Linked DNA regions of Mus musculus: regions 1, 2, 3, 4 and 6 are each linked to region 5. A link is a loop called in an ENCODE intact Hi-C map of the cell type or tissue named here. Cell type or tissue: heart. All regions are shown on one strand. Region 1 holds the start of 9430091E24Rik (RIKEN cDNA 9430091E24 gene). Region 2 overlaps Glg1 (golgi apparatus protein 1). Region 3 overlaps Glg1 (golgi apparatus protein 1). Region 4 overlaps Glg1 (golgi apparatus protein 1). Region 5 holds the start of Glg1 (golgi apparatus protein 1). Region 6 overlaps Glg1 (golgi apparatus protein 1).

What was found. Peaks named below come from ENCODE experiments on the same cell type or tissue, not always from the same donor. Only the 100,000 strongest peaks of a DNase experiment are listed, where the experiment ranks them.
Region 1: a loop joins it to region 5, with 9 times the contacts of the local background. A loop is called at or near these places in 8 of 42 quality-filtered maps.
Region 2: it touches region 5 in a loop (1.8-fold over the local background); 9 of 42 quality-filtered maps call a loop at or near these places.
Region 3: a loop joins it to region 5, with 2.3 times the contacts of the local background. A loop is called at or near these places in 13 of 42 quality-filtered maps.
Region 4: it touches region 5 in a loop (2.1-fold over the local background); 11 of 42 quality-filtered maps call a loop at or near these places.
Region 6: it touches region 5 in a loop (3-fold over the local background); 14 of 42 quality-filtered maps call a loop at or near these places.

Annotation. Positions count from the first base shown.
Region 1 is chr8:111,143,478-111,148,477 of GRCm38, reverse strand. It overlaps 9430091E24Rik (RIKEN cDNA 9430091E24 gene), which reads left to right and starts at 2,980. Exons shown (of 3, transcript NR_040364.1): 1 at 2,980-3,074. In heart, no CTCF peak of the experiment used is centred here; a DNase peak (open chromatin) is centred at 2,817; H3K4me3 peaks cover 1,797 bases; H3K27ac peaks cover 1,179 bases.
Region 2 is chr8:111,208,024-111,213,023 of GRCm38, reverse strand. All of the region lies in intron 1 of Glg1 (golgi apparatus protein 1), which reads left to right. Among named protein-coding and RNA genes, the nearest start is that of Glg1, 49 kb to the left of the region's middle. In heart, a CTCF peak has its summit at 2,990 (motif pointing right); no DNase peak of the experiment used is centred here.
Region 3 is chr8:111,189,868-111,194,867 of GRCm38, reverse strand. It overlaps Glg1 (golgi apparatus protein 1), which reads left to right. Exons shown (of 26, transcript NM_009149.3): 5 at 2,141-2,344; 6 at 3,607-3,678. Among named protein-coding and RNA genes, the nearest start is that of 9430091E24Rik, 47 kb to the right of the region's middle. In heart, no CTCF peak of the experiment used is centred here; no DNase peak of the experiment used is centred here.
Region 4 is chr8:111,170,537-111,175,536 of GRCm38, reverse strand. Glg1 (golgi apparatus protein 1) reads left to right here. Exons shown (of 26, transcript NM_009149.3): 13 at 1,217-1,303; 14 at 2,273-2,335; 15 at 3,009-3,122; 16 at 4,219-4,307. Among named protein-coding and RNA genes, the nearest start is that of 9430091E24Rik, 28 kb to the right of the region's middle. In heart, no CTCF peak of the experiment used is centred here; no DNase peak of the experiment used is centred here.
Region 5 is chr8:111,256,194-111,261,193 of GRCm38, reverse strand. It overlaps Glg1 (golgi apparatus protein 1), which reads left to right and starts at 1,984. Exons shown (of 26, transcript NM_009149.3): 1 at 1,984-2,423. The coding sequence starts at 1,998. In heart, no CTCF peak of the experiment used is centred here; a DNase peak (open chromatin) is centred at 1,933; H3K4me3 peaks cover 2,549 bases; H3K27ac peaks cover 1,843 bases.
Region 6 is chr8:111,183,775-111,188,774 of GRCm38, reverse strand. It overlaps Glg1 (golgi apparatus protein 1), which reads left to right. Exons shown (of 26, transcript NM_009149.3): 7 at 1-108; 8 at 847-1,061. Among named protein-coding and RNA genes, the nearest start is that of 9430091E24Rik, 41 kb to the right of the region's middle. In heart, no CTCF peak of the experiment used is centred here; a DNase peak (open chromatin) is centred at 2,924.

The sequences.
Region 1 (5,000 bases), 110 kb after region 5:
TAAGTATTTTACCTGCATGTATACCTCTGTACTACGTATGTGCCTGGTGCCCACAGAAGTCAGAAGAGGGCATTGGACCCCCTTGGACTGGAGTAACAGCTGGCTATATGGGTGCTGGGAACTGAGTCCAGGTTCATTGGGAGAAGAGCAGCCAGTGCGCTTAAACAATAGACCATTTCTCTATCCACAAATACCAAAAAACTGTAGAAAAATCGTGTGTGTACACATGTGGATGTTAGACAGCTTCTGAGAGTCCATTTTCTCTTTCTACTATGTGGGTCCCAAGGACTGGACTCAGTCAATGATGAGGCTTGGAGGCAGGTACTTAGCCATTTTGTCAGTTCATGCTTCTATTATTTTTCTAAATGTAAAATATAATTTTATTTTATAAATGTTTTATCTGCATGTATGTATGTTATGTGTACCATGTGTGTGCTTGGTGCCCAAAGACATCAGATGTTGGTTTTCCTAGAACTAGAGTTACAGATGGCTGTGAGTTGCCACGTGGCTTCTAGGAATGGAACCCAGGTCCTATGGAAGAGTAAGAACTCTTTGAAGCCATCTTTCCAGCTCATTGTTGCTCTAGATGCCTCTGGGCACATTTCCTCTCTTCTGGGATAATATTTATTTCCTGATTTACTCAATGAATCCTGGGTTAAGATAATGCTACTTGCTAAGTGTTTCTCTGTATCTTTTTTCACTGTTGACCTCAAATTTAGTCCGTGGTTAGAAAACATATTTGGGTGACTAGAATTCTTTCAAACACAAGTAGCTCAAGGCATGGTGTAAGTTGACAAGTGCTCCACAGGAGGAAAATAAACTGTATTCTACAGTTGCTGGGTAGAGTAGGGTTTTTTGTTGTTGTCGTTTGTTTGTTTTTTGTTTTTTACCTTTCTGTCTTCTAGAAGACAGGGTCTACGTATCTCTAACTGTTCTGGAACTATGTAGCCAAGGCTAGCCTTTGAGATCTGCCTGACTGACGATGTTTTTTTCTTTCTTTAAACGTTGTTAGACTAGGGAGGTTTTTTTTTTTTTTTTTAAATGCTTTTTAGAGACAGGGTTTCTCTGTATAGCCCTGGCTGTCCTGAAACTCACTTTGTAGACCAGGCTGGCCTCGAACTCAGAAATCTGCCTGCCTCTGCCTCCCGAGTGCTGGGATTAAAGGCGTGCTCCACCAAGCCTGGCTTTTTCTTCCTTCTTGTGTCTCCATTTCTCCCATGCATGGAGATCTGAAGATCCTGAGTTAGGATTCATTTCATCCAAGTCTGCTGGTGACAGATTCTGATTGTCAAAGTTTGAGACAGGGTCTGAATAGCTCTGGCTGCCCTAGAACTTGCTCTGTAGTCCAGGCTGGCCTTGAACTCGAAATCCACCTGCCTCTGCCTCCAAGTGCTGGGATTAAAGGCATTGGCCACCATGCCCAGCCCATACAGCTTCTTTTATAAGATGATTCTCCTGGACTCCAGCTCCTCGGTCATGGGTTACTACAGCTGGCTTTGGTTCCTTGATTTTTTGACATGAATCTAATGTTCTATCCTGGCCCCCATATATTCCCTTATCTTTTCACTCAAAGACAGGGTCTACCCTGAGGTGGTGACACATGCCTTTAATGCTAGCACTCAGGGGCCAGAAACAGACAGCTCTCTGAGCTCAAGGCCAACATGGAATACAGAGGGAGTAATAGGGCCACACAGAGAAACTGTCTCAAAAAAAGAAAACAAACCAAAAAGGGTCTCACTTAGCTCAGGCTAACCCCTAACTCCCTACATAGCCAAGGATAATGTAGAGCGCGGGTCTCAACCTTCCTAACGCTGTGACCCTTTACTACAGTTCCTCAACTTGTAGTGACCCCCAACCAAAAATTAATTTTCAATGTTAGTTCATAATTGTTATGAATTGTAAATATTTTTGGAGACAGAGATTTGCCAAAGGAAATGCCCACAGTCTGAGATCCTGCTGCCTGCACCTCTGTGAGTGACATCACGCTGGGTGTGGGCAGTGCTGGGAACCAACCCCAGGACTCCAGTCATTTTAAGCCCATAATTTGTAAACTTATGAATTAAACAACCATCACAATAATGTAGTTTTAGAACATTTTACAAAGCCTGGAAATATCTGTGTGTGTCCTTTTATGTTTATTTTTATGTTGTCCAGGTTAAACAAATGGGCTCAAGCCAGCCGCCTATCTCAGCCCCGGAGGGGTTGGGACTACTATATTTCTTTTACTTAAAACATTATTTTTGGGGCTGGAAAATGGATCAGTGATTAAGAGGACTTATTGACTATTCTTCCCAAAGACACACATGTGATTCCTAGCACCCACATGGCTTCTAACAATCATGTCTAACTCTGGTTCTAGGGGATGTGACATTCTTGGCCTTCTCGGGCACTGCATGTATGTTAGACACAGACTTGCTGACACAAGCTGACCAGACAGCTACACATAAAAGTATTCCATTTTGCCTGGCGGCAGACGGTCACCCTAACTGCCCACACTGGGTCGAGGCTCTGGCCCGGATCCGATGCCCGGGCTCTAGGCACACACGGAGGCCGGCCTGAGGCCGGTGGCGGCTCTCCTCACTCTCGTCGCCATCCAGGCAGAGGCGGAGGCGGAGGCGGCCACGGGTTCTGGGCTGCGGACCCCTCGCGCAGGATCGGAGCTCAGGCCTGGCGGCAGACGATCACCCGAACTGCCGACACACGGAGGCCGGCGGGAGACCCGGAGCGGGGACGGAGGGCGGTGGCCGCTCCCTGCACACTCGCCGTCATCCAGGCGGAGGCGGAGCGGGAGGGGCGGGGCCTGGCGAGACCCAAACAAGCGCACGTGCGGGCCGGCCCGCCGCGGTGACGTCACGGCGCGTCGGCGCGCGCGCCCGCCTTACCCTTGCCGCGGGCCGTAAAGCGCGGAAGGTCGCAGGCCCCCGCGGTCCCGGAACTCTGCGCTCCGCGTCCCGCCCCGTCCCCATGCCCTGGCCCCCTTTCCGGCCGGCGCAGACCCTCTTCAGCGGCTGGGCTGCCCTTCACTTCCGCCGGGCGTTGCTGAGCGCGCTGCCCGCGAGATGCGGGCCCCTGAGGTAGGAAGCCGGCTGGGACCCGCGGGTCCGGGCGGCCTTCTGGTCCCGCGAACTCTTGCGCCCCGCACGCCCCTGGCGTCCGAGCTTTGGGCTCCGGCTCCCGGCCGTCCCTCCGGGTCTCTGAGGCGGTGCCACCGGTCGGGCGCCGGGATTGAGCCAGTGGAGCTGTGCGGGCCTCGGGGAGCCGCGCCGGCCGCCCCGGGACTGCGCGCCGGCTCTCCCAGGGCGGCCGACCGGGCCTCGGGGCGGGCTGCGGCTCGGGCGGGCGCGCGCGCACTGCTGTCACGGCCAGAGGTGGCCCCGCGTCTCTGCAGGTGGAATAGTTTCCCACCTTGTAATGTGCGGCTCGGCTGTGCTTCACCGACTCCTGTCAGAGACCTAGTCAGGGCCGTGGGGTTTCCGGTGGGTGACAGTTGTGTGTGATCCACGGTCTCCAAGCCTACTTTGCATGATGTCCGTGGGTGGGCGAGGGCCGCTGGCAGGGAGCAAGGCCAGAGGTCAACTTTGAAAGCCACAGGGATTTGCATCACTTTAAAAAACTAACTTCATATTTTTAATATTTACTGGCTTTGTTTGTGTGTAAGGTAGAGGTCAGTAGAGAAATTGGGGATGCGTTTCTCTCCTCCAGATGAATCCAGGGATCGTTCCTAGCCGATCAGTCAAGTACCCAGGTTTTTTGACTTTTACCCGCTAGCCATTTTTGTGGGCCCAACTCTCTGAAGCTCTCTTTTTTTTTTCTTTTTTTTTCTTTTTTTTTGGTTTTTTGAGACAGGGTTTCTCTGTACAGCCCTGGCTGTCCTGGAACTCACTTTGTAGACCAGGCTGGCCTTGAACTCAAAAATCCGCCTGCCTCTGTCTCCCAAGTGCTAGGATTAAAGGCGTGCGCCACCACGCCCGGCTCTGAAACTCTCTTGATACCTCCTAATGCACCTGTTGAAAAAATAAAAATCTGCAGTCGGGCTGGAGAGATGACTCAGTGATTAAGAGCACTTCCAGAGGTTCTGAGTTCAATTCCCAGCAACCACATGGTGGCTCACAGCCATCTGTAATGGGATACCCTCTTAACGGTGTGCATGAAAACAGTGTACTCATATACAGTAAATAAATAAAAGGAAAATCTGCAGTCTGGACCAGTTGGGTCACAATGTCCAGCAGGTTCTGTCCTTCCTTCCCCATTCGTTCATCCATCCATCCATTTTAACATAGAGTCTCACTAGTAACCCTGGTTTACCTGGAAGGCAGAGAGTCACCACACAGGCCTTCGGTTGGTAAGCAAGTGTCCTGTGGGGTTCTGTTGTGTGGGGGAGTGTGGCCGTCCACCTGTCTTTTTGACCAGCAACCCATCTGTGGTTAAAGCCAAACAGAAGAAACTCTGGAGTCACTTCAGTGCTGCCCCTTTGCTGGGGTTGATTTAAGAGGAGCCCAACAGAAACAGCCTGGGTTGTTTGGCAGAAGTTGTTTTAACTGAGAGTTTTACAGTTACTCTCAAGGACTTTTTAAAGGGTGTCCATTGCTTTAAGCTTACTGCCTTTTATCTTCTGCATCTCCGGTGTCACTGGCGTGATTACCCTCGTTGCTGTTGAGGTTTCTTTGGCTTTGACATTCAGCCTGCTGGAGAAGACTCCAGAGCCTCCCTTTGCTTCTTGCTATTTGGTTTAATCCCTTCTGCTCTCACCTAGTCACTGTTGTAGGTCAAGATGAACACTAAACCAACAGTCTGTCAGGCTGGGCTTTTGACATGGTTTATTTCCTCCTGAAACTCATCTGTTGCTGTTTCTTCTGCCATGTCTTCCTGCTAAGGGGTGAGTCTTAGCGTTCTTTCCCACGGTTGTATTATCTTTTCTCGTCTAGTTTTCTTTGAAAGGGCTGCATAGCGTAGAAACAGATAATGACTATGCTAATGATGACTGACTGAAGATGATGGGT
Region 2 (5,000 bases), 48 kb after region 5:
CTCATCTTAAAGGAATTGTTTATTCTGGAGCCATTTTGAGTGTTCATATCTGGGTACACATATAGGTTACCCCAAAGTCCATGTTCTGATGTGGAAACATTTTTGTAACCTTTTTATGGTTCTATAGAACAGAAAAAGTCAGAAATCAAGGCAAGTTTAAAATGCATTGATGGGTGTATTAGAGAGTCAGGTACATCTACTAGGGAGATTTCCTGTAGGTTGAAGATAATATCTGCTGGCATTTCTGTCTTTGAGGCTGGTAGAAGCTGGTTTTCTGCTAAATCTATAGATTCTAATCAAGAGGCTTTTTATCTACTATCACAAGCTGCTAGTTCTTACTTGGGGCAAGGAATGATTGCTCTAGAGGGCCAGCACTTAGCCCAAGGTAATTAGCCTCTGGACCTGCAGCATTCCAATCTCCACAGTACTGAAATTCTTATTAGCCAGTCTCTGCAGACAGATTCCTGTCAAGTATTTTTATTTAGTTAGTATTAGAAATCTGTTAATTTCTCTGGCAAGACTCAGTATTTTGGCCAGTTTACCTTAGTGAGTACATCTATTTATATTTATGCTTCTTATAAAAACCTTCCATGTAAGTGAATGGGATTGTCAGTTCAATAGAGAACATTCAGACCTAAACCAATTCAATAATTTATTCTGAAAACTCTTTGTTATGACTTTGAACAGTGAGAATGATTGAAGTAACTTAGTGGTGGCCATGATAATATGCAAATTACTTGCATTAAAAGACTGAAAATTCAGCCAGGCGTAGTGGCGCACACCTTTGATCCCAGCACTCGGGAGGCAGAGGCAGGCAGATTTCTGAGTTTGAGGCCAGCCTGGTCTACAAACTGAGTTCCAGGACAGCCAGGGCTACACAGAGAAACCCTGTCTCAAACCAAACAAACAAAGACTGAAAATTCAACATACTTCTATATTTAAATTCTACATCACAGATTTTAGAGATTCATGGAAAGAACCTCAATTAATGCTTAAATTATTAAGTTCATATTTAATTTTCTAAAGTTTATGTGTATGTGTGTGTGTACAGGTGCCCTCAGGGACCAGATGAGGTTATAGGCAGTTGTGGCTGGCATGGGTGCTAGGACTCAAACTTGTGTCCTCTGGAAGAGCAGAAGGTTCTCTTAACCACTGAGCTATCAGTCTACCTCCTAAACAATGTTTTATAATTTTCCTTTGTCTAGTAAATCTTTGGGGGATTTAAAACAAAAAGTTTCCACAAACGTTTGTATTGGATTTCAAGATGATCTCGGGCTCCAAAAGCATATTGAGTCTATGAATCCTAAGCCTATGAACAGAATCAGTTCAAGTCCAAAGCCTGCCCTCAGCAGTTTCAAGTCATAAAGTCATAAACGTGTGTGGATGTGGACTGTAGTTCTGATAGTCAGGCACCTTTCCATGCGTGGTCTTCATACTGGGTAAGACCTTGTCCTCTTGTCTGAGCCTCCCAGGTGCTAGGCATCGTTCTTCTCCCAAATATCCCTTCCCTTACAACCAGCTCTGAATTTATGGAGCTTTGAGGAAGGGCTAGGAATTTTAAGTCTTAAAATCAACTGTTTCAGTTTTGCTTTTCCTGAGGAGGAGGTTAAGTACAAGAATAGCCACAACTTCTGAGTCACTGATGGAGAAAAGCTAAGTAAGGTGAGCCACGCTCTCATAATTCAGGGTGGCTATTTAAGGGCTAGTCTAGGTCCCTAGTTTATCTAACTGTGTCATCTGCCTACATCTGAATTCATCATTTAACTGCCAAATTAAACCATTTTATATTTTAAAGAGCCTCAGTGGGTGAAATTACTTGTCATGCAAGCCTGACAGTTGACATCCCTGGAACTCATCATGGAAAGAGAGAACCTGCTCCTGAAAGTTGTCCTCTGTCTTCCACACCTGCACTGTGGAGTCCGTGTGCCTGTGCTCACAAATAATATACCTACACATTCTTGTCGTCGTCATCGTCATCACCAATAAAATTTTAAAATTAAGATCCTAGAATACTAAATTTGTGTATTATACCTGACTACCCTACCAAGCCATCTTTTGGGGGAGTGGCATCACACTGAAAGCTCACCTTAAGTCTCTCATTATCATTCATCGTCATTCTTTATAGCCTAGTTTGCCACTTAGCAAGAGTATGTCTGGTTATGTTAGTCAGTTTCTTTGTACTTAAATAACTTTGCCTGTAAACTTGTGCATAGTCCCATTTGTGTCCAGGATGTTATGTTGGAAGAAATGTAGTATCAGTTACGTGACAGCTTAGGCTCTGATACACCAGTGTTGGTTTTTATTGGAGCTGGGCAAGTATCTCCAAGTACTCTGGTCATCCTCTCTCCTGTCTTACTGCCTTTGTTTGCTGCAGTTACTCCAACACCTCCAAGTTCCTTCTCCATTTTACTTCCCACTACGTTGAGGGTGGGTACGTGTGCTGGGTTCTCCCCTTAGCTACTGCTTTTTTGTTTTAAGATTTAAAATCTTTATTTTATGTGTGTGTGAATGCTTTGCTCACATGTATGTTGGTGCACCATATGTGTGCCTAGTGCTCTCGGAGGTAAGAAGAGGGCAGTTGAACTGGAGTTATAGGTAGTTATGAGTGGGTGCTGGAAACTGTTAACCATTGAGCCATGTTAACCATCTACCCCAAATTTCAGTTCTCTATCCTTATCATTTGAAAAATTATGCATATCTGTGTTAGTCAGGCTTTTCTGGAGGAATACAAATGATAGTAGAGAGTGTGTGTGTGTATTAATATTAGAGTAATATTAGAGTGGTTTACAGGCTGTGCCCAGTTAGTCTAACAATGGCTGTCCACCAGTAGAAAGCCTAAGAGTTCAGGAGTTGTTCAGTCCATGAGGCTGGATGACTCAGCTTTTCTTCAGGATATGCCAGAATCCTGAAAAGTAGGCTCTCATGTCAGTGAGGGAATGGATTTGCCAGTGAGACCAAGCAGGCAGAGCACACAAGCTTCCTCCTTCCTCCTCCTTTGTATAGGCTGCCACCACCAGAGGGTGTGGCCCAGATTAAAGGTGGATCTTCCCCCTTCAAAAGATTTAAGTAAAAAAAAAAAAATCCTTCACATGTGCACCCAGCCACTTGGATTTTAGTTATTACCTCTAATGTATATATTAATGAATATTCTAATATTACTTATATTTTAAAATCCATTAAAACATATGAGGCTGGGAAACTACTTGGGAAAGTGTTTGCCTTGCAAGCATGAGAACTATGTGAACCCACATGAAAAAGTGAGTGTAGTGTGCACACTTGTGATCCTCCTACTCAGAGGAGATGGAGAGATGAGGATCTGGAGGCCAGCCAGTGTAGCTTATTCAGTGAGCCTTGGGTCTCAATGAGAGACCCTGTCTTAAAATACAAGGTGAGCAGATACTGAAGAATGACACCCAAGGTTGACCTCCCCCCTCATTCTCTGTCTCTCTCTCTCCTTCCTTCCTTCCTTCCTTCCTTCCTTCCTTCCTTCCTTCCTTCCTTCCCCCCCTCCCTCCTATATTATAAAAAATGTTGTTTGTGGAAATTAGGTGCATTGTCTCCTGCTGTGTGCTCAGGTTGGCCTTTGGTGGGTTTCTCTGCTTCGGCCTCCCAAATGTTCTCCCACTTGTCCTTGCGTATAACTCATTCTCAATGGTTCTCAACCTTCCTAATGCTACAATCCTTTAACATAGGTTGGTGGCACCCAACCATACAATTATTTGGTTGCTACTTCATTGCTGCCATTTTGCTACTGTTATAAACTGTAATTATATATTTGATATGCAGAATATGTGATATTCGATCCCCAGATCATGACCCATAGATTGAGAACTACTGCTCTAAGTAATTATTTAGATCTGCCTCATAACCTACATTTGCTTGACCTAGAAAATTTTCTATACTACTGTATTCTGAACTAATCAGTATTGGCTCAGGACCCCCAAGACCAACTTCTCAGCACAAACGAGATTTATTTACCCCAGAGGAACAGAGGGCAGGAAATAAAAGACAAAGATAGGAAATAGAGAGTGAGGGAGAGGAGGAAGGGGTATTTGTGTCAGAGGGACACAAAGGACTGCCTCTGGATAGAGAGGAGACAGACAGGGCCCTTAGGAAAATTGTGGTATATAAAGGTAAAGGGGAAACTCCACATTAGGATGAGGTGTTTACTTTTAATTGGGTAGGTTAATTAGGGGCTTTTAATTACTAGACCTCAATACTTTGATAGCTGGACCTTGTTTGTCACTTTCAGGAGGAAGAAGTAGCCAAATAAGGGCATAGGCTTTGGTAGCTAGCTTTAGGAATATAATCTAATGTTTTTTTAGCAAGGCATAGGGAATCTGGGAGAAAGGCAAGGCCTGTCAGAGCCATACCTGCCATGCTCCGGCTGGCCAGAGTTCCTTCAAAATAAATATTGGTTAATTCCATTTTGGGGATTGTTTCACTGGTGGCTAGAAAAATGGAGGAACGCTCTTAACTATATTCTGCCTTAGTAATTCTGGGGTTTGTGTCCTGTGCTGTTCTTTTAGGAGTAAAGGTAATCAGTGTTAAAGGGAATCTGCATTCAGTGTAGAGGAAATAGGTGTTCTTAATCTTGAAAATCGCTAAGAGAAAGACCAAGTCATAACTGTACAATTAAAGCAAGCATAATTTAATACGGGCAAGGTCCGTACCCAGGATTCCCAGAGAATGGTGCTGAGTTAGGTCAGTCAGATGCTCATAAAAACAAAACCCACATGGCAGCATGCTCCCTGTCCTAGTCCAGTGGAAGCAAGTATACATCCTGATGTCCTGCTTAAGTGTCTCCTGCCTGCCTGTGACCAAGCATGTCCTGTGCAGTTGGGGCAACCAACCTTGTTTACTGAGGTGAAAGAATCTAACTTGTTAGCTTACATGTGTAGCCTCCAGCATACCAGAAGTCAGCTGTCCCTGGGCAAGTGGGGCTTATAGGTTACCTTTAGTCCTGACCGTGTTTGGTAGAAATGATTTGATTGGGGTAT
Region 3 (5,000 bases), 66 kb after region 5:
CACACACACACACACACACACACACACACACATCACACATCACACATACACACACACACAAAATTTAAAAGTAGAATAAGTCTCTTTTTACTGACCTGAGTTTGATTTTCCAGATCCACATGGAGAAAGAACTGACTTCCATAAGTTATCCTCTGATCTTCACATGACACATAAGCAAATGTATACACACACACACACACACACACACACACACAGGCTTTGCTTTAATTTCTAACACCAAAGACATTAGAAAATATAGCTAGTTGTGGTGGTACACGCCTTTAATTCCAGCACATGGAAAAGCAAAGGCCAGCAGATCTTTGAGTTCAGTGCCAGCCTGGTCTACATAATGTGTTCTGGGGCAGTCAGAGCTTCATAGTGAGACCCTGGCTTTAAAAACTGATAAACAAGTGAAAAAGTTTTATTGACTCTTTTGTTATAGATGTGACATTCTAACTAGCCTTTTTCCTCCCATGTGTATGTGATGGTGTTTGTGTTATGTATGCTTGTTCTTGTGTGTGTGTGGTTATATGTGTAAGAACATTTGTGTAGGGCAGTCATTGTCCTTAAATATTGGGTCAGGCTTTGACTTGAACTCCAATCTTACTGTTAGGTCTAGTCTGGCTTGCCACTAGAGATCTCTTCTGCCTCTATAATGCTGGGATTGATTACATGTGGGCTGCTGTCCACCTGGCCCTTATTGAGAACTAGGGATGACACTGAGCTCTGTCCTCATGTGTACACAGCAAGCACATTACCTGCTTATCTGCTAAGACATCTCCCAGACTTGTTCTTTTTGTTTTAACCAGGCTTCCTGTAGCACAGGCATAGAACTTTTTTGAGGAGTTCAAAGTGACCTTGAACTCCTGTTTCATCTGCATCTATTTCCCAGTGTGATAGAATTTTATAGCTCATCCTGTTTGATTATAGACAACCTTGTTTGATTTACATACTCCCAGGAATGGAACCTAGAGCCTTTTGTATGCTAAGCATGCTATCATCCAGCCACAATCTCAGTACACCTACCTACCTAACTTCCTTCCTTCCTCTCTTTATTGTTTGCTTGTAAATAGATAGGATTTCAGGCTGGCCTCAAGGTCACTATGTAAGTGTGATTAGCTTTGAACTCCTGATCCTTCTGCCTCCATCTCCAGGTTAGTGCAAAGATTATAAATCTGTGCCAACATGCCCAGTGAGCCTTATAGTGTTACCTTACATGTGCAATCTCCCAGTGCTAGGGATTGAATCCATGAGCTGTGTATACTAGACAAACACTCTACCATTGAGCTACATCCTCAGCCTCAGACATATAGTTCTCGTTGTCAAATATTTGTATATGGGCTGGAGAGATGGCTTAGCCGTTAAAGGCTAGGCTCACAACCAAAATATATTTGTATATAATTCAGTTACTAAATGGGCAGAAGAAACTCAGGGTACCTTTGCAAACATTTTTATTTTGGAAAAAAAAAAACAATAGCCTGGGATAGTGGCACATACCTATAATCGAAGTAATCCCAGTGCTTGGCTTGTTTTTAAGTACAGAGTGTCTGTCTCTGTCTGTCTGTCTGTGTGTGTGTGTGTTGGCACACATGAGGATCAGAGGACAATTGGGGGAGTCATTTCTCTCCCTTCATGTGTATACCAGGGATTAAATATAGAACATTAGGTTTGGTGGCAAATCACCTTTACCCACTAGACCCATCAGTTGTCTTTCAAACTTGACTATAAAAGCACTTTAACTTGTAAATATCTAACTCTTAGAGGTAAATGAGTAGGTACTTTTGCAGTATTATTTCAGTATTCACATAAACTGTGCTTGTAACAATAGGTTATTTTCTCATGAATTTCTTGCCAAAAGCAAGCGCAGAACAGCCAGGTCTACACAGAGAAACTCTGTCTCAAAAAAAGAAAAAAACAAACAATTTTTTCTAGCTATACATGTACAAAACTAAATAACTGATGTAATTTAAAAATTTAAAGCCTACCGCTTTAATGGGGGGAGGAGGTATCCTAACATTTAAACCATACTAATTCATTAACTGTTGAGCTATCTGTCCAGTCTCTCTGCACCCGTTTCTTTAACTAAATGTTTATTTGAATACTGTAGGGTGAAAGTTTTTAAATATTTTTGCTATTTTAGGATGCACATTCACAAGGTGAGGTGGTATCATGTTTGGAAAAAGGCCTGGTAAAAGAGGCAGAAGAAAAAGAGCCGAAGATTCAAGTCTCAGAACTCTGCAAGAAAGCCATTCTTAGGGTGGCTGAGCTGTCCTCGGATGACTTTCATTTAGACCGGCATTTGTATTTTGCTTGCCGAGATGATCGGGAGCGCTTTTGCGAGAATGTGAGTTACTAAAAAGCTGTTTTTCCTTTCTTTTCAAGTGTATCTGTATTATTGTATTCCAGAATGAAATATACCAGCACAACCTTCACCAATAGGAAAACAACGGAAGCAGAAGATGGAATTAATCCCAAGATACAAAAAATAGTATTGATGCTCAGTCTTGAAGATGTAACTTCAAGTTAACAATTTGTTTCTGACACTCAGTATATACATTATTTTTTCTTCTTTCCCTCATCTTTCATTTTTTAGGTTGGTTGGTTGGTTGGTTTTTATACTCTCTGTATAGCCCTGGTTGTCTTGGAACTCACTATTTAGACCAGGCTAGTCTCAAGTCATCTGATTCTGTTCTCTAAATGCTATGATTAAAGGTGTAGACCACCATGCTGGTGTCAGTTGAAGACTGATCTGTGGTGCAGAGGTGGGACACCGCTTTAACCCCAGCACTGAGGAGCAGCGGCTATCACATCTTGAGTTTGACAGTTCTGTTCTATAGAAGGGATTCCAGCACAGCCAGGGCTACATACAGAGGCCTTGTCTGAAGAAAAACAGAAAAAACAAACTCTATTTTATCTATAGGAACCTTACTCTACCAGGAAGTCCTGTTCATATCCTATGGCTAAAGCTCTGTTACATTACATTTTTATATGGTTTTGATTAAGGTTAATAAAATAGATGTGACTGGATGTGGTGGCAGGGGCAGGTGGCTCTTGTGAGGCCAGCCTGGTCTACAGAGTGAGTTCCAGGACAGTTAGGGCTACACAGAGAAACCCTGTCTCAAAACAAACAAACAAACAAACAAACAAACAACAAAAGGGAAAGAGAAATTATCTAATGTTAAAGCCAAGTCCTTGGATAGAGCCTGATGATTCATTAGACACCTCTTAGTTCTTCTCTGTCTACATTTCCTTCCTGCTTTTCTTCTTCCTTTGCTTCCTTCTTTCCTTTCTGTGCTGCAGATTGAATGCAGTACCTTATACATGCTGGATCCCTGATCTTTGTATACACTTTAGCACTATCTGTCTTTTCTGACTCACGTATGCCCTCCCCTTCTGCCTGCTGTTTTGAAATTTTAAAATTAACTATCAGAGCCACTGATTATAAAGTTTTATTGACTGTGGTATCAAATTGTAAGAGAGTCCCTCTGATAATGTCCTTGAGTTTTTGAATTAACAGTGTATTTAATAAAAGTTCTGTATAAGACTGGATATATCACAGCAAAACTACTTAGCTAATAGTAATAATATGTATGTTTTATCTTATAGACACAAGCTGGTGAAGGAAGAGTGTATAAATGCCTATTTAACCATAAGTTTGAAGAATCCATGAGTGAAAAGGTACCTCTTTGAAAAGAACTAAGTCTTACTAATTTCATAAAGCTTTCACAAACTCTTGCTTCCTTTTTTGGTTTAGGTTTGAGTGATTGTTTCTGGAATACAGTCTCATAGCCCGAATTGGCCTTAATCTCAGCATGGAACCAAGGAATTTCTTGAAATTCTGATCCTCCTTCCTCTGCCTCCTAAGTGCTGGGGTTAGCATGCGCCACCACTCCCAGCTTTCACAGACATGTTCTTATATAGTTTTCTTGTGGTATTTACAAAGGGTTGATTTCAAAACACTACCCACATACTCAAACACCGAGAAACTTAGTGTTTCTTATATAAAATGGCACGGTGTTTGTGTATAACTTAAGCAATTTCTCCTGTGATTTTTTTTTTTTTATTTTATTATTTTTTTTTTTTATTCATTTATTATATGTAAGTACACTATAGCTGTCCTCAGACACTCCAGAAGAGGGCGTCAGATCTCGTTACGGATGGTTGTGAGCCACCATGTGGTTGCTGGGATTTGAACTCCTGACCTTCGGAAGAGCAGTCGGGTGCTCTTACCCACTGAGCCATCTCACCAGCCCCCATCTCCTGTGAATTTTAAATAGTGTCTAGATCTCTTAAAATACCTCACATAATGCAGATGAGGTGCTGCTATAACGAAATTGCTACGTTATATTGTTTAGGGGATAATGGTTACAAAATCATTTGTCTATAGTTAATGCAAACACATTTTTCTTTTTCCCAAATATTTTCAAACTCTGATTCTACAGAATTGCCTTTATCGAGGTATGAATGACTGATGAATTGAGACGTTCTGGGTATTAATGACTGATGAATTGAGACACCTTTGTTTAAGTACATGAAGTATATTTGAATAAACTGGTGTGAGAGCACATGATGGCACTCAGAAGGCTAAGGCGGGGGGGGGGGGGGGGATTTAAAGTTTGAGGCCAGTCTGAATACACAGTCATACTCCATCTTAAAATCAAGTAAAGCCTGGCATAATTGTTTAGAGGGTAAAGGCACATGTCACCAAGCCTGATGACTTTGAGTTCATCCCAGAGCCCACATGATTGGAGGGAGGATTACTCAATCTCTGCAGGTTGTCCTCTGGCCACACACATGCTATAGTACACTCACCCACCCCCAGCGCGCGCACGCGCGCGCACACACACACACACACACACACACACACTATAAATAAATAAATGTAAAAAATAATATATTTGCCTCAAACCAAAAAGGGAGGCAGGGAAGAACCTCTAATCATGATGCCTATATAATCAAATGTTATTTGGGAGTAAAATTGAAGAAAAAAATTTAAGATT
Region 4 (5,000 bases), 86 kb after region 5:
TCTATACATGTATGTTATGCCTACACATACATATAGTAGGAAGAGGACAGAAGGTCCTGGTCCTAGCTACCATTCCCTGAAGATTATAGCCAGTAAATGACCATTAAGAAAAATTTTCTTTTTCATTTATTTATTTTTTATGGTTTTAGAGCTTTATTGTAGAAAGGCAGGGAGAAAGAGAGAAGGTAGAAAGAGGGAGACCACTGGTCCTGGCCACTTGGAAAGAAGGGGGAAGGGAGTGAGAGAAGGAGGGCTAGAGAGGAGAGTAAAAAAGGTGAGCGCTTAAAGAGCTTCATTTATTTCTTAACTTTTTTTTGAGATATGGTCTCATTAGGTAGCGCTGGCTGGCCTGGAACTTGCAACATAGACCAGGCTGGCCTCACACACAGAGATCTTTCTGCCTCTGCTTACCTGAGTGCTGAAATTTAAAGTGTGTGCCACTACATCCAGCTATGAAAAATTTATTCAGTAGTATTAAAGTATCCTAGCAGGTGGGCTCCAGGCAGTACCATAAAATCACACCATATAAGTTTAGTAGAGAAAAACACAGGACGGTGGCAACAAGGACCGGAGCTGGAAATGGGCTTTCTATGAAGTTTCTTGAGGGTAGATTTGGGCTTGGCTGTATTCTGAGAGGGTGGGCCTGGTGGTTGGCTGTCCTCAGAAGCTGGGCCTGGCCACTCAGGGCCTTGCAGTAGTATAGACCATGCTTCTATAAATAAGCCTGTACATACGCCTCAATAAACAACACTAATTACTGGGTCACATACAGAGATACCAAGAAACTGTCACATTGGAGTTGGATATTTTAAAGAAGCACTGTAATTAGTTACCAAGGGTGTTGGCTGTTGAATATCATTTTCAGCACTAGTGTACATGTGGCACATAGACATACATGCAGGCAAAACATTCGTAATTTTAAAAAAACAGCCTGCTAAAGTTTATAACCTGAGGTTTATAGTTTGAAGCCAGCTGACTAGTTAGTTCTCTTTGGGCTTGTAAACTTGGCCTTGTGAATTTGCATGGCTTACAGTACTGCCTGGCCCTCACCTGGGTTACATTGGAAACATGCTACACCTCAGTTTTAGTCACGTGAAGCTTTTGTGTTCAGTTTAGTGAGGGAGTTTTAAAGGGAAGCTGAGTACAAAGGAAGCAGAGACCGAGCCCCTCTCACCTGTTCACTCCCATGACTGAAGGGCTTGCCTCTTATGTGCAGGAGCTTGAGTGCCTTCAGGACCATCTCGATGACTTAGCTGTGGAATGCAGAGACATCGTGGGCAACCTCACCGAGTTAGAGTCCGAGGTAAGTAGTGAGTAGTCCTAGAGGAGAGGGGCCGCCAGCATTACTTAGCACCTTTGTTTCCATACTCTTGAGAGAGCAGATTGTCTTGTCAATTTAATCCCAACACTGGGGAGGCAGAGGCAGGTGGCTCTCTTGAGTTTGAGACCAGCTGATCTACAGAGCAAGTTCTAAGGCAACCCAAATTGTTACAGAGAAACTTTGTCCCAAAAAAACCAAACCAAAACAAAAGAAAGAAACAAAACAAAACAAAAGAAGGAAACAAACAAAAGGGAGGGGGAGGAGGCTATAGAAGAAGGAAGATGAGAAGGAAAAGAAGACAGTAGCCCATTGTGCTGAAGCCCGACCCTTCTATCACTGCTCCAGAAGCCGTATAACTGTCTATACATTTAGCTCTGAGGTTTTTTTTTTTCTTCAAAATTATCATTTATTAGAGCTTTTCTCACTTGAGAAAACATGGCTCCTGCATTTCAGGTTTAATCACATTTAAAAGCAATCTAAGTAGCCATGGTCTCTTTAATCTGAAGCTCTGTAGTGAGGTCATTTGGTACTATTTCTATGCTTAATAAAATCTTGAGACTTCCAGTTATACATGAGAGATTGAACCTGTATTTATCCCTGTTATAGCCTGAAACCTACTAAAATATAAAACATGAGGTTAAAAATCCCAATTAGGATAGATGATACTGTTTAGAAATAGAAAGACCATAAAAACTCCAGAGAAGTTGCATGCTCTAATATTATTGCCAAGTATTTCATCTCCCTGTTCTTAATTCTGCCTCTTCAGTTGTTCAAGTTGATGAAGGCTCTCCCTGCCAGGCACTTTAATGCCACCACTCAGGCAGAGACAAGTGGATCTCTGAGTTCTAACTGCAGCTACATAGTTAAGACAGGGACACACACACCGATAGCCTCCTCCTCCTTCCCTGGCCTTTGCATAGCAGAGTAACTAATCTATTTTATCTTCTACAGGATATACAAATAGAAGCTTTGCTGATGAGAGCCTGTGAGCCTATCATTCAGAACTTTTGCCACGTAAGTGATGTCTGTAGGAACGAGGGTTACTAACATAACCAAGTTCAGCGGGACTTTGGGCCCCAAGGGTGTCTCTCTCTTCAGCATACATTACTGTTGAGTGATAACCAGCTTAGGAAGTAAAATTTAGAACTATAAACACAATTGAGGGAGAGGCCAACATCTGAGAACCTTGTTTGATTGTCCAACTTAATTCCGCAGTTGGTAGCACTCTGTAGTGGAGCAGTGTGTGAGATGATTTCATAGGAAAAGATACAAGAGGGAAACTCCAGGGTGTGGCTGAGCTGCTTCTCAGGAGCTATTGCAGTGGTAGTAACTAGTAACTGTCCATTACGCCTGGTGCTTAGGGAATCACTTACCTTGTTTCTTACTCACAGGAGGGAAGTACAATTAGTAACTGTTAAGATCTGAGAGATAGGAACGGTCCCGGAAGCTGCTGCTGGCATTATACAAGGACATAGTGATAGTCCTCATGGCAAAGGTTCCTGCTTCATGAATTTTATTCTGCTGAATTGCTATCGTTCCTGATTTCTCAGGCTTGTTTTTGAATTTATGGCATATCTTTATTTTGAAGACTTGGAGGGTCACTCCTATTCACATTTTCATGGATGGCACTCTAGATTGTATTGTTAGTTGTGACACATAAAGTGTAAGTGTGTGCTGTCTCCCCCAGGATGTGGCAGACAACCAGATCGACTCTGGGGACCTGATGGAGTGTCTGATCCAGAACAAGCACCAGAAGGACATGAACGAGAAGTGTGCCATTGGCGTCACTCACTTCCAGCTGGTCAGTGCCCTTCCTGTCTTGTCTGCTGTGCTGACTGTGGGATAGCTGCCCCTGCTTTACAGCAGCCATGCAGCTCTGCTATTCCCCAGCTTCTCAATAAACTGGGCTTTTCTCAACAGCTTAGCATGTGGTGAGATGAGACCTAGTCCTAGGGAACATTCGTTACAGAAGGGATAGAGACAAGAGAGCCAGCAGCTCCTGCTCTGGCTGTAATGCTCACATTAAGTGTCACTTACGTCACGGGGATCTGTAGCTCTGTGTGGTGGGTGTACATCAGTACACTGGACCCTGACGCCTCTCTTCTGTCCCTACTGTCGTCCCCCCTTCTCTTCCCTCCCCCACACACAGTGTGCTGCTCTAAATCCCTTCACAGCATATCTACCTTTTTTCTTTTTAAATCATTCAACTTAGATTTACCATTTGAATAACATGGTTTGACTACACTCTTGGTAACAAGCAGCAGCTAAGGAGGTGGGGTATAGCAAGCACTCTGTTCAGAGAGGACGATTTGTCAGTCAGCTGAGGCTATTAACTGTTTTCTCAGAGCCAGGAGCCCATATGCTTGCATTCTATTATGTTAATGGGCTCTCTTGCCCTGCGGCCATCTAGACTCTAGTAAAAGATGCCAGAACAGGTGTAGTCTATATCGTAGCTGCGTGAGCAGGGCAGGTTCAAGGAAGGAAAGCAAAGCCAGCACAGGGGCTGTGGAATGAAAGGACTTCGAGAAGACACACTAAGATATCCCCTGGGGGATAGCAGCAGGAATTGACATAGTGAGCTCAGAAGTGTGATTTGAAGTACAGGAGGACCTGTGTGCTGTCACAGGGAGATGTGAGATCTCAGCAGACTATGAAAGGTCTTATGACCAGCCTCAAACTTGCTTTATAGCCAAGAATGACCTTGAACCTCTAATTTTCCTGTGCTGTTTCTGTCTCCCAAGTGCTGTTGTCAAGGGCATGCATTTTATGTCGTGCCAGTTTTGTGCATGCTAGCCAATTGCATACATCCTCAGCCTGTGAATGCTTTTTGTCTGACATGTCACTCATTGTTCTTAATCATGACTTCCACAGAGCTGGTTTTCTTTCTCATCTTTCAGGTACAGATGAAGGATTTTCGATTCTCTTACAAGTTCAAAATGGCCTGCAAGGAGGATGTGTTAAAGCTTTGCCCCAACATAAAAAAGAAGTATGTATCTCTTTAAGTGATTTGTTCTGTTTCCCTAGCTTCCCTCGACTACAGAGTGGGTGTGTAGGGTGTGAGGCCCAGAGGCCTCCTGTGTCTCTCTTTGGTAGTCTAATCAAACTGCATTGTCTGCCAGACCATTGCCACAGCTGCCTACAGTCACACTTGTCCATAACCATAGGTATTATCAAAAGAAAAGCTCCTGGAAGGAGGGAATGCTCTGGATTTTTTTTCTAGGTTCAGACTGCCTGTCTGAGTCAGGTGTAGGGAGCATCTGGAAAAGGCAATTGCTGGCTCAGCCTTTTCCCAGCATCACCCTAGTGTGTCATCTCTGCAGAGAAGCAGCACAGGCCTCACTGAAGTAGAGCTTTGGGGAGGAAGTAGACCTTGACTCTCTTGGGAACTAGGTCTCAATGAGGAGACTGCTCAGCTTTGACAGCACAAATCTTACAGGTTGTAAGGGGAGGAGAGCCATGTTGCTTGGACATATTTTCCCTTTTGTGTGTGATCAGGTTCCCATTTTGGAGTTCTTATTAATAAGTATTGAATTGTCCTATCACAAGTGCTGTGTGTGGCCTCTGTTCCAGTCAGAACTAAAGTCATCATTCAGGCTACTGCCTGACTTCTGAAGGTGCAGTGGGGCCATGTTCTAAAGCCACAGTGAGTGCTTAAGTCTACAGATAGTACCAACCATTG
Region 5 (5,000 bases):
TTATTTTTGTGTATGGGTATTTTGCCTGCATAACTGTTTGTGTACCATGTACATGCAGTGTCCAGAGATACGAGAAGAGGGCAGTGGAGCCCTTGGGATTGCAGTCACTGATGGTTTTTTAGCTCCCACTGGGTGCTGGGGATCAAATTCAAGTCCTCTGGAAGAGCAATCTTCCCAGCTCTCCATCCTTTTGTTTCCCTGTGTGGTTTTGTTGTTGTTGTTGTTTTTTGTTTTTTTTTTTTTGTTTTTGGTTTTTTAAGACAGGGTTTCTCTGTGTAGCCCTGGCTGTCCTGGAACTCACTCTGTAGACCAGGCTGGCCTCGAACTCAGAAATTCACCTGCCTCTGCCTCCCAAGTGCTGGGATTAAAGGCGTGCGCCACCACGCCCGGCTCCCTGTGTTTTTAAATGGTCAGAAAATACTGACCAGTAGAGATTTTTGTCTCAAGTTGTCTTCATTTACCACCAACATGCTGAATGGTCAGAGTGGGATAGAAGTGTCCCAGAGTGGTGGGAAGATTCAAGGATTCTAGTTGGAAACTGACTGCAGACTGGCAGAGTTCATCCTGGGAGGTTCATTTAATCTCTTGGTACGGAACCATTAATATATCCCCTCTGTACAAAGTTTTTCTCAATTGAATTAGAACCTAACCTTTGTCATGCTGGCTTAGTTGACACCTTGTGTGAAGCCAAGTGTGACGCTCTCAACCCAAGGAGGGGTCACTAGTGTGTAGTAAAGCAATGTTGAAGATGTTGCGTACAGGTCAGCAATACAATTTGCTGACACAGGCTGGACCTGTGGTTCACAGGGGGCCGGGGCGGGGGAAGGGAGGTCTCTGTGAGTTGGAGAGCAGCCTGGTCTATCTACATAGTGAGTTTTGGGTCAGCCAGGGGCCAACAGTGAGACTTTGTTTCAAAAATGGAAGTAGGGGGAGTCTAAGTCCTGTTTTTTGTTTGTTTGTTTTGATTTATTTATTGTTATATGTAAGTGCACTGTAGTTGTCTTTAGACACACCAGAAGAGGGCATCAGATCTCATTGCATATAGTTGTGAGCCACCATGTGGTTGATGGGATTTGAACTCAGGACTGTCAGTCAGTGCTCTTACCAGAGCCATCTTGCCAGTCCCTAAGTCCTGGTTCTTAAAGAAGATGTCCAAGCAAAGGCCCTCGTGTTGTGTTTAATATTGACTATAACTTTTGGGACTTCAAGTTACAGGCCAGGTAGTTTCCTTGATTTTGTTACTTTTTTCTTCTTCTTCTCGAAACAGTCTTAGGTTGGCTTCAACCTTCCTGCTTTCACCTCCTGAAAGCTAGGATCACAGGCATATGCCGGGTTATGAGATGAAGGGTATCAAATCCATGTCTTTGTACACTCTACCAACTGACCCCTACACCCCCAGCCTCTCCCTGTTTTTATTCTAAAAGTTCACAGTTTTACTTTACATTTGAGCGATCATCTTGAAGGCCCATGAGCAAGGATTATAACCTATGTACGCTTAACATTCATCGAATTGTCGCCTGCTTCTCTAGGTAAGAAATACAGGTCAGACACAAAATGAGGCTCTCAGATACCGGAATACATTCGGTTTTGAAGTTCATCTACACACAACAAAGTTTTTAACCCTTCCTCCTCCACCCACCGTGAGTCACCGAACTGGCGAAATATTCCACCGGCCATCTTAGTTGTGTCAGTCCAAATTCACTTCTCTTTTTTCTCTTCCGTGTCAACAATCGAGAGATTTATACCACGGTGCCCCTACGCAGGTTTTCTCAGCAGCTCCAACAGTTCCTCCGGGAAGGCTATCCACTTTCCCGCCAGCCGGGTCCAGGGCGTGGGCCCTTCCTTCGCAGCGCAACCTCCGCTGCTTTTCACTCCGCCGCGGACTCCCGAGTCTACCGCCCGCTGGGGAGGAGCCACGCCAGCCCACGCCCGCGGCTCCGCCCCCTCATTTAAATACACGTCGCCGGCGGGTGCGTCGAGCTCGCCGCGAACCCAAGATGGCGGTGTGTGGACGTGTACGGGGGATGTTCCGCTTGTCGGCGGCGTTGCCGCTGCTGCTGCTCGCGGCAGCAGGGGCCCAGAATGGTCACGGTCAGGGCCAGGGTCCGGGGACCAACTTTGGGCCCTTCCCAGGGCAAGGTGGAGGCGGCAGCCCGGCCGGCCAACAGCCGCCTCAGCAGCCTCAGTTATCGCAGCAGCAGCAGCAGCCGCCGCCTCAGCAGCAGCAGCAGCAACAGCAGCAGTCGCTTTTCGCGGCGGGCGGGCTCCCGGCCCGGCGGGGCGGAGCGGGGCCCGGTGGGACTGGCGGAGGCTGGAAGCTGGCGGAGGAAGAGTCCTGCCGGGAGGACGTGACCCGTGTGTGCCCCAAACACACCTGGAGCAACAACCTGGCGGTGCTCGAGTGCCTGCAGGACGTGAGGGAGGTGAGGAGGTGGGACGAGCCTGGGGAGGAGGGCCGAGCCTGGTGCGGGCCGGAGGGTGTCGCCGGCCTGGAAGCCGCGGATGCCGGGCTGCAGCAGCAGCTTCCCTCTGCTCTTTTCCTTCAGGGCTGTGCTCGCGCCTCTCTCTTTCCTGCCCCTCACTCCCGGGTGCGTTCGGGCAAGCGGATCCCACCCCGATCCTTCCTCCTCCGGTCCCCTAGTTCGCTCCCTGTCGTCGCGGTGTTCTGGGATCAGGACCTCGGCTCACGGCCTCAGTAGGCGCAGGCCTAAGGAGCGTGTTTTCTGTTTGCGCTCCTGTCTTTTGTGTGATGCTCTATGCAGAGCGGTTCCTCGCCGGAAAACCAGTTTAGGATTTGTTTGCTATCCGTTTCGACCTCGCCAGTTTGTAGCAATGGATTTCAACGTGGAAAAAAAAATCGGTACATTTAAACTGCTAAAGATCGATCTGCTGTTTATTTAGCAGTAGGCGCTTGGTGAGCTAACCTGGGTTCTCTTCTGGTGTGAATGTAGTCAAAAGCCGAATTTACTGTTTCTACCACATTCTTTTTTAATTGGTAAATCTTTACTATTTACCTGGTGCTGAAACTATGCTTTTTTTTTTTTTTTTTTTTTTGTCTTCACTTCCTGTGGTCAGTTTGTAAAGGACCTCATTTTTTAGGCTGTTCCTTCATGTCCCTTGGAACCCTATAAAGTCTGAGAAAGTTGCAGGCAGCATTTGATGCTATATAATAAATATAAGGTGTTTGTGGTCTGTAGTGGGGTCTTTCTGAAGTCTTAAGATAGTTGTTTTTGAGACCGGATCTGCTTGTAGCCCAGGTTGGCCGCCTATGAGAGGCATCCTTCCGCATCTGGCTGAACCACTTCATCTAGTTTGAAATAATTTTAACAGTACCTTAGTGAGTTCTTCTAGAGCTTATATTACTTGGTGTGCTCCAGTTAAAAAACATTGACAACTTCTTTTCTATATTTGATGCTGCAGACGTGAGCATATTGGTAGAAATATTTGTTTTCAAAGGTTTAGATAAACAAGATTACTCCCAAAATCTGGCAAGTAGAAAATTGCTATTTGGCCATCTCATTTGGAATACTGTATCTTCAGGATTGTTCAAGGCCATGATGTGACCACTGGTTTATAGACATTTGCTAGTCTTGCTTTAGTGTTATGCAAAGGTAAGGCCCTTTTTTTTTATGGCACATCCTGTTAATTCTGGAACTTGAGAGGAAGAGGCTGGCAGATCTCTCTCTGAATTTGAGACTATAGCCTAGTCAAAGTAGAGAGTTCCAGACCAGCCAGGGTAACAATAGGACTTAAAAAAACCAAAGTCATAAGAGGAAAAGACATACAAAATCAAGAGCCAGAAAGTTTCCAGAGCTACCAGAAATGTGGAACCTTACGTGGGTCACATGTATAGCTTGAAGATTGGAAAGTAGATATAGCCAATAGTCTTTTTTCTTTTCTTTTCTTTTCTTTTTTCTTTCTTTTTTTTTTTTTTTTTTTTGGTTTTTCCAGACAGGGTTTCTCTGTGTAGCCCTGGCTGCTGTCCTGGAACTCACTCAGTATAGACCAGGCTGGCCTCGAACTCAGAAATCGGCCTGCCTCTGCCTCCCAAGTGCTGGGAGTGTGCCACCGCTGCCCGGCATAGCCAATAGTCATAACTGTTAAACTTTTTTGGAATTTTCTATTTGATTTTTGAGGATACTTACTAGATGTTGTTTCCTTAAGGTGAGATTGTCCCATCTGTTAGTAGATACATTGTTACTGTATTGATGTAGAAATAGGATATTATTAAGGGAAAGTGGCAAAAAAAGTCCAGTTGAAGGAGTGCCTAAAGCTATGTACATTATGAACACCTATATACCTTTCCTTAGAGGAGCACTGAATGGTCTTCTGTCATGCATGTAGTGGCCCTCTCCGTCCATAAAGAACAGACTTGTCTAATTTTGGAGTCTTAACTTAGTGGTACCATTTTTCCCCCTTAGATTAGTTTGCATAAAGAAAAGTACACGCAGCTGAAAATGTAGTCACTGGTCTACCATCGGTCTCAAAATTCCCAATTCCCAGCAAGGATATTTCAGTAAATTCATTCATTCATTCTCTCTCTTTCTCTCTTTCTTTCTTTCTTTCTTTCTTTCTTTCTTTCTTTCTTTCTTTCTTTCTTTCATGTATGTGAGTACACGGTTGTTGTCTTCAGACACACCAGAAGAGGGCATTGGATCCCCATTACAGATGGTTGTGAGCCACCATGTGGTTGCTGGGAATTGAACTAAGGACTTCCGGAAGAGCAGTCAGTGCTCTTAACCACTGAGACATCTCTCCAACCCCGTAAACTCACTTTCTTTTGTCAGGGTCATATATAAACTGATGGTTGGTAGCTATGTTTCTATTTTCTTTGTGATGTTCTAGAGTACCTAGTTCAGGGCTGGAACTGGAGAATATTGTTAGCTGCTTTAGGATGAGTGAATTGATGGATGTGCGTTTATATTCCTTGGAGGGGAGTGACGTGTAAATTGGAGACCCACTGTTGGAAGGAAGGAGCTGAATATTCAAGTTGTTTTGTC
Region 6 (5,000 bases), 72 kb after region 5:
GTAAGAGTGACTTGAAAAAATACCGGTGCAATGTGGAAAACCTTCCTCGGTCCCGGGAAGCCAGGCTCTCCTACCTTCTGATGTGCCTGGAGTCAGCAGTGCACAGAGGTGATGTTCTTTTTCCTTTTCTCCTTTCACTCCTTCTTCAGTTCACATTCCAAAGCTTCTTGTACCTGTAATTAGTAGTTTTCTTCTGCATTTTTTGAACCTTTTGATTTTTAGAATGACTACTGGAACAGTCTTTAGAAGAATGGGAGAACATTAATGTCACATGAGTTTTTGGTCAGAGTGATGTGACTTCAAATCCTGGGTCTATTACTAAAGTAACTGGGTAACTTTTTTTGTTTGGACTTGAGGACTGAGTGGGGTGGTTGCTGCTTTTTATGTTCTCCCTGTTCACATTTATAGCTCCAAGACATGGGGAGCCATCATGAATTTTGGAAGAATAGTCTTTTCCACAAACTTTAGCTGTATAGGGCAATAACGATTGTTCTCAGTTTATTTACTGCCCCGATAGCTTTCGTATTGCTATGTAGCATGAATGTGACCATGAGTTCAATCCCCTGCATCAGAAAAAGGACTTGCTTTGGCAGAACATTTGTATTATGGTTGATAAGATCTATAGTGCACAACCCTGCAGGCTAAACCTGGGTCTAAGCTTTTTTTTTTTTCTTTTTCTTTATGCTGCAAAAGTTTTACCATGTTCTAAGCATTTCAGTCCAGATAGTAATTCCATCTGGAAAGGCTGTGGGTTATTCTTTTCCAGACAGAAACGTAGTTTAACATGTAGAGCTTTCTGGTCCTCAGACTCCCATTTCATAACTGTCTGACTTACCCCTGACACAGGGCGGCAGGTGAGCAGTGAGTGCCAAGGTGAGATGCTGGATTACCGACGCATGCTGATGGAAGACTTCTCTCTGAGCCCCGAGATCATCCTGAGCTGTCGAGGGGAGATTGAACACCATTGTTCTGGATTACATCGGAAAGGGCGAACCCTCCACTGTCTGATGAAAGTGGTTCGGGGTGAAAAGGGGAACCTTGGAATGAACTGCCAACAGGCGGTAAGGAAAAATATTTCTGCTGCCACTTGACTGTTTTCTTAGGATTACTATTGCTGTGATGAAACACCATAACCAAAACAGCTGGGAAGAAAGGGTTATTTTAAATGCTTGTTCTTTCACATCGTACTCCACCATCATTGAAGGAAGTCTAGGCAGGAACTCAAGCAGGAATCTGGATGCAGGAACTGATATGGAGGCCATAGAGGATTGCTGCTTACTGGCTTTGGCTTGCTCAGCTTACTTTTTTATAGAACCCAGGACCATCTGCCCAGAGGTGGCACCACCCACAGTGAACTGGGCACTCAATTGCTAATTAAGAAGATGCCCCTGAGCTGAGCCGGGTGTGGTGGCACATGCTTTTAATCCCAGCACTGAGTTCGAGGCCAGCCTGGTCTACAGAGTGAGTTCCAGGACAGCCAGGGCTACACAGAGAAGCCCTGTCTCAAAAAACCAAAAAAAAAAAACAAACAAAAAAAAAATTGCTGTGGAGCTAGGTAAAGGAAATCCATTGTTTTCCTGTTTCTAAAGAACTTGCCAGTTTGGATTACGAAAGACAGAATAAAGGCAAATCACTTTCTTCAAAATGAGAGGCTATTAGGAGAAGAGAACTTGCCTGTCTTAACAAGTTTGATTGAGTTGAAATTGAGAGTTGACATGAATGGAAAATTTCTGCCAGTTTACTTTTTTACGATATGCCACAAGTCTGAAGGATCATCCTCAGAATCAAGTGTCTTTATTGATTAAATCAGGGAAACTATAAGCAGAAAGATCTGTCTTTCACCAGCTCCAAACTTTACAAACAAGAATATAAAGATAGTCTTTTCCACAAACACTTAGCTTTCGTATTGCTATATAACATGAATGCAACCATGAGGTCAGTCCCCTACATCAGAAAAAGGACTTGCTTTTTCTGGGAGAAAATGAAGTGACTCTTGATCCTGTGTTTATGAGCAGCGCAGTCCTGCAGATCACAGTACAGAGTCAGCACAGTGCATGCAGAACATCGTCTCCTGCCTTTGACCATGTTTGTTATTTGTATGGGTTAAATCTCCTGCAGTTTAGCATACCAGGTGCAAGCCTCTACAACATAGCACTCTCTGCAATGACTTTCCCTTTTAAAGCAGGAAAGATACTTTAGTTTTATAACCTAAGTCACGCTTTAGGAAACCACAATTCATTTGTTACTTTGTTTTGGCTATTTTTATTAAACACTAAATACTACTTGAATTTTCTTTTCTTCTTCTCTCTCCTTTTTTTTAAAATGGTTTGAAGGCATTTATTGTAGAAAGGCAGCCACGTGGAGGGGGGAAGGAAAGGGGAGAAGGAGAGCAAGAGGTAAGAGACAAGGAGAGAGCAAGAGCTTAAGAGCAAATTTTATTTTCTAGTTAATCATGTAAAATCAAATTTGTACAGTTGGGCTGGAGAGATGGCTCAGCGGTTAAGAGCACTGACTGCTCTTCCAAAGGTCCTGAGTTCAAATCCCAGCAACCACATGGTGGCTCACAACCATCCCTAATGAGATCTGACGCCCTCTTCTGGGGTTTCTGAAGACAGCTGCAGTGTACTTAATAAATAAAGAAATAAATCTTTAAAAAATTTTTTTTTGTACAGTCTATAACAATTTTATAGTCTGAAATACAAGTTTACATGAGCTTTAGATATGGAGTCAGGTTTTGTTAACCATGACCCAAAGTAGATACTAACAGCAGTTACATTGTGCATGTCGGTGCTGGGATGGGAAGACCAGTGCAGCCTCTTCTCTCAAACAGCAGAATCAGCTGGAGGGCTGCTCTGGAGGCTGCAGTGAGACTGTGAGGATGAGTGTGCTGTGCTCCTCTGCAGTCCTGTTTGTTGGCAGTTGCCCCGGGTGCCCTTTGTGCCAGTGAATATGCCTGGCTGCAGTCCAGGATGAATCAGGAGACGGCCTCTGCTGTGTTTGCTTTTCATCCTTAATTCCATCTAGTAAGGTTGTGGAAGGAGGATAGGAAAAAAGGAATCTATCTATAGTAAGCTTACACCTATTGTAAAAATGTTCAGGAAAAAAATAGACTGGACTCAACTCTGTTTTGAGGCACATAGTTCACTATGAGGTTTTTGGAAAGTTAGCTTCGTTAAAAGAACTAGTGACTCAGCTTCAAAGATAAATAAGTTCCGCCTACACCACCCTTTGTGCCCAGAAGAAGAAAGTGCTTTCCAAACCCAGAGGGCAAGCACAAATAGTGAACTGTGTGGTTTTGACTGCATTAAGACTGCTTAGGAAGGAAGCACTTCATTTTTATTGTATGGATTCTATTTTTTAAAAGCCTTTTCTCACAAAAACTAAAGGCAATTTTTCCAGAAGGATAGAGTCGTCCTTTGTCTTCTATATTATCTAGCCTTAGTCAAACTGAAGAATATCTTTGAGCAATTTGGGTGGGTTTCTTTTTACTTTGAAAGTTTTATTCCTTGACACAACAGACTTCAACATCTGTCTCTAGATTAATTTAATGAACTGGTAATGGTTATCAGCAAGTGCTGAACTGTAAAGTATGTGGATAATTATTATCCTAATGAGTGTCCACTCCTCCAGATTTACCACAGTTACGACAGGGCTATGACTAGCCTATGCTTCTCACATCAAGGATGGCTGCATAATGCATTCTCCAGACCAAGTCTCTCCGGAGCTTTGCTCGGGGTTTTTTTGTTAATATCAGGGGCCAGAATGTATATACAATCATAACATCAGTTTATAGTCTATTTTTCCTTTTTTTTTTTTTTTTGTTTTTGTTTTTGTTTTTGTTTTGAGATAGGGTCTCTTTATGTAGCCCTGACTATCCTAGAACTTGCTATGTAGATCAAGCTAACCTCGAATTCACCGAGATCCAATTGCCTCTACCTCCCAAAGCCTCAGATTAAAGGGGTTCCTTCATCATTGCACCTGGCTCAGTTTGTATTCCAATTGCATATTTTCCTCACTCCCTACACTGAATTCTAGAATGGCAATAATTCCTTGAATTATTAGCCTACTAGATGCCATGGGATACTAGAAAAAAGATATTACTATCTTGATCTTGGTCATCCGGTGTCAAAATTTGCTCACAAAGTTATTTTTCTACCAGCAAGCTATAATATTCTTTAGCTTTTCCAAATTACCAACAATAATTTATAGAAATACTTTCTATCCCAGAATATTGACATTTTCCCTATATTTCTCTCTTAATGATTTTTTTCTAGGATAATAGAATTGGGATCTTTATTTTATCTAAAATCTGTATGTATGTAAAGGGGCCAGAGCTTTGTTATGAACCATTGTGGGATCCCAGGTCAGATGTGTACAGATCAGAAAAGGCTCCAAGAAAGGGTAAACCAGTGACACAGAGCATGTCTAAACGTGTTTGTTTGTTTGTTTATTTGTTAAAACGGGGTTTCTCTGTGTGGCTCAGGCTGTCCCAAAACTCACTCTGTAGACCAGGCTAACCTGGAACTCAGTGATTCAACAGCCTTGCCTCCTGAGTGCTGGGATTAAAGGCACATTCCCCTCCTCTTCCCCCCCACCCATGCCCCCACCTCCCGTGCTGAAGTATCTAATTCTTAAGGATGGAGAAAAAAAAAAGAAAAGAAATTAAAACAGTAAGGGTTGTAATTTCTATTTTTCTTTCTCTATTTAAGATTCCCACTCCACAGCCCCATCTGCTACCCATCTGTGGTAATAGTGATCTTCTATCTATAAAATGCTTTGCAGTTGACCTTACTTTGTTTCATGTGGTATCAACATCTGTCTGTCTATCCGTTCTCGGATACAATATCACTGTGTAGCTGTCTTGGAACTCTAAACCAGGCTGGCCTTGAACTCACCTGTCTCTACGTCCTGAGTGCTGTGATTAAAGACATACATCACCACACTTGGCCATTTCTTAAAATCTGTAATTGAAAGAACTAAAATTTGGAGCTGGAGAGATG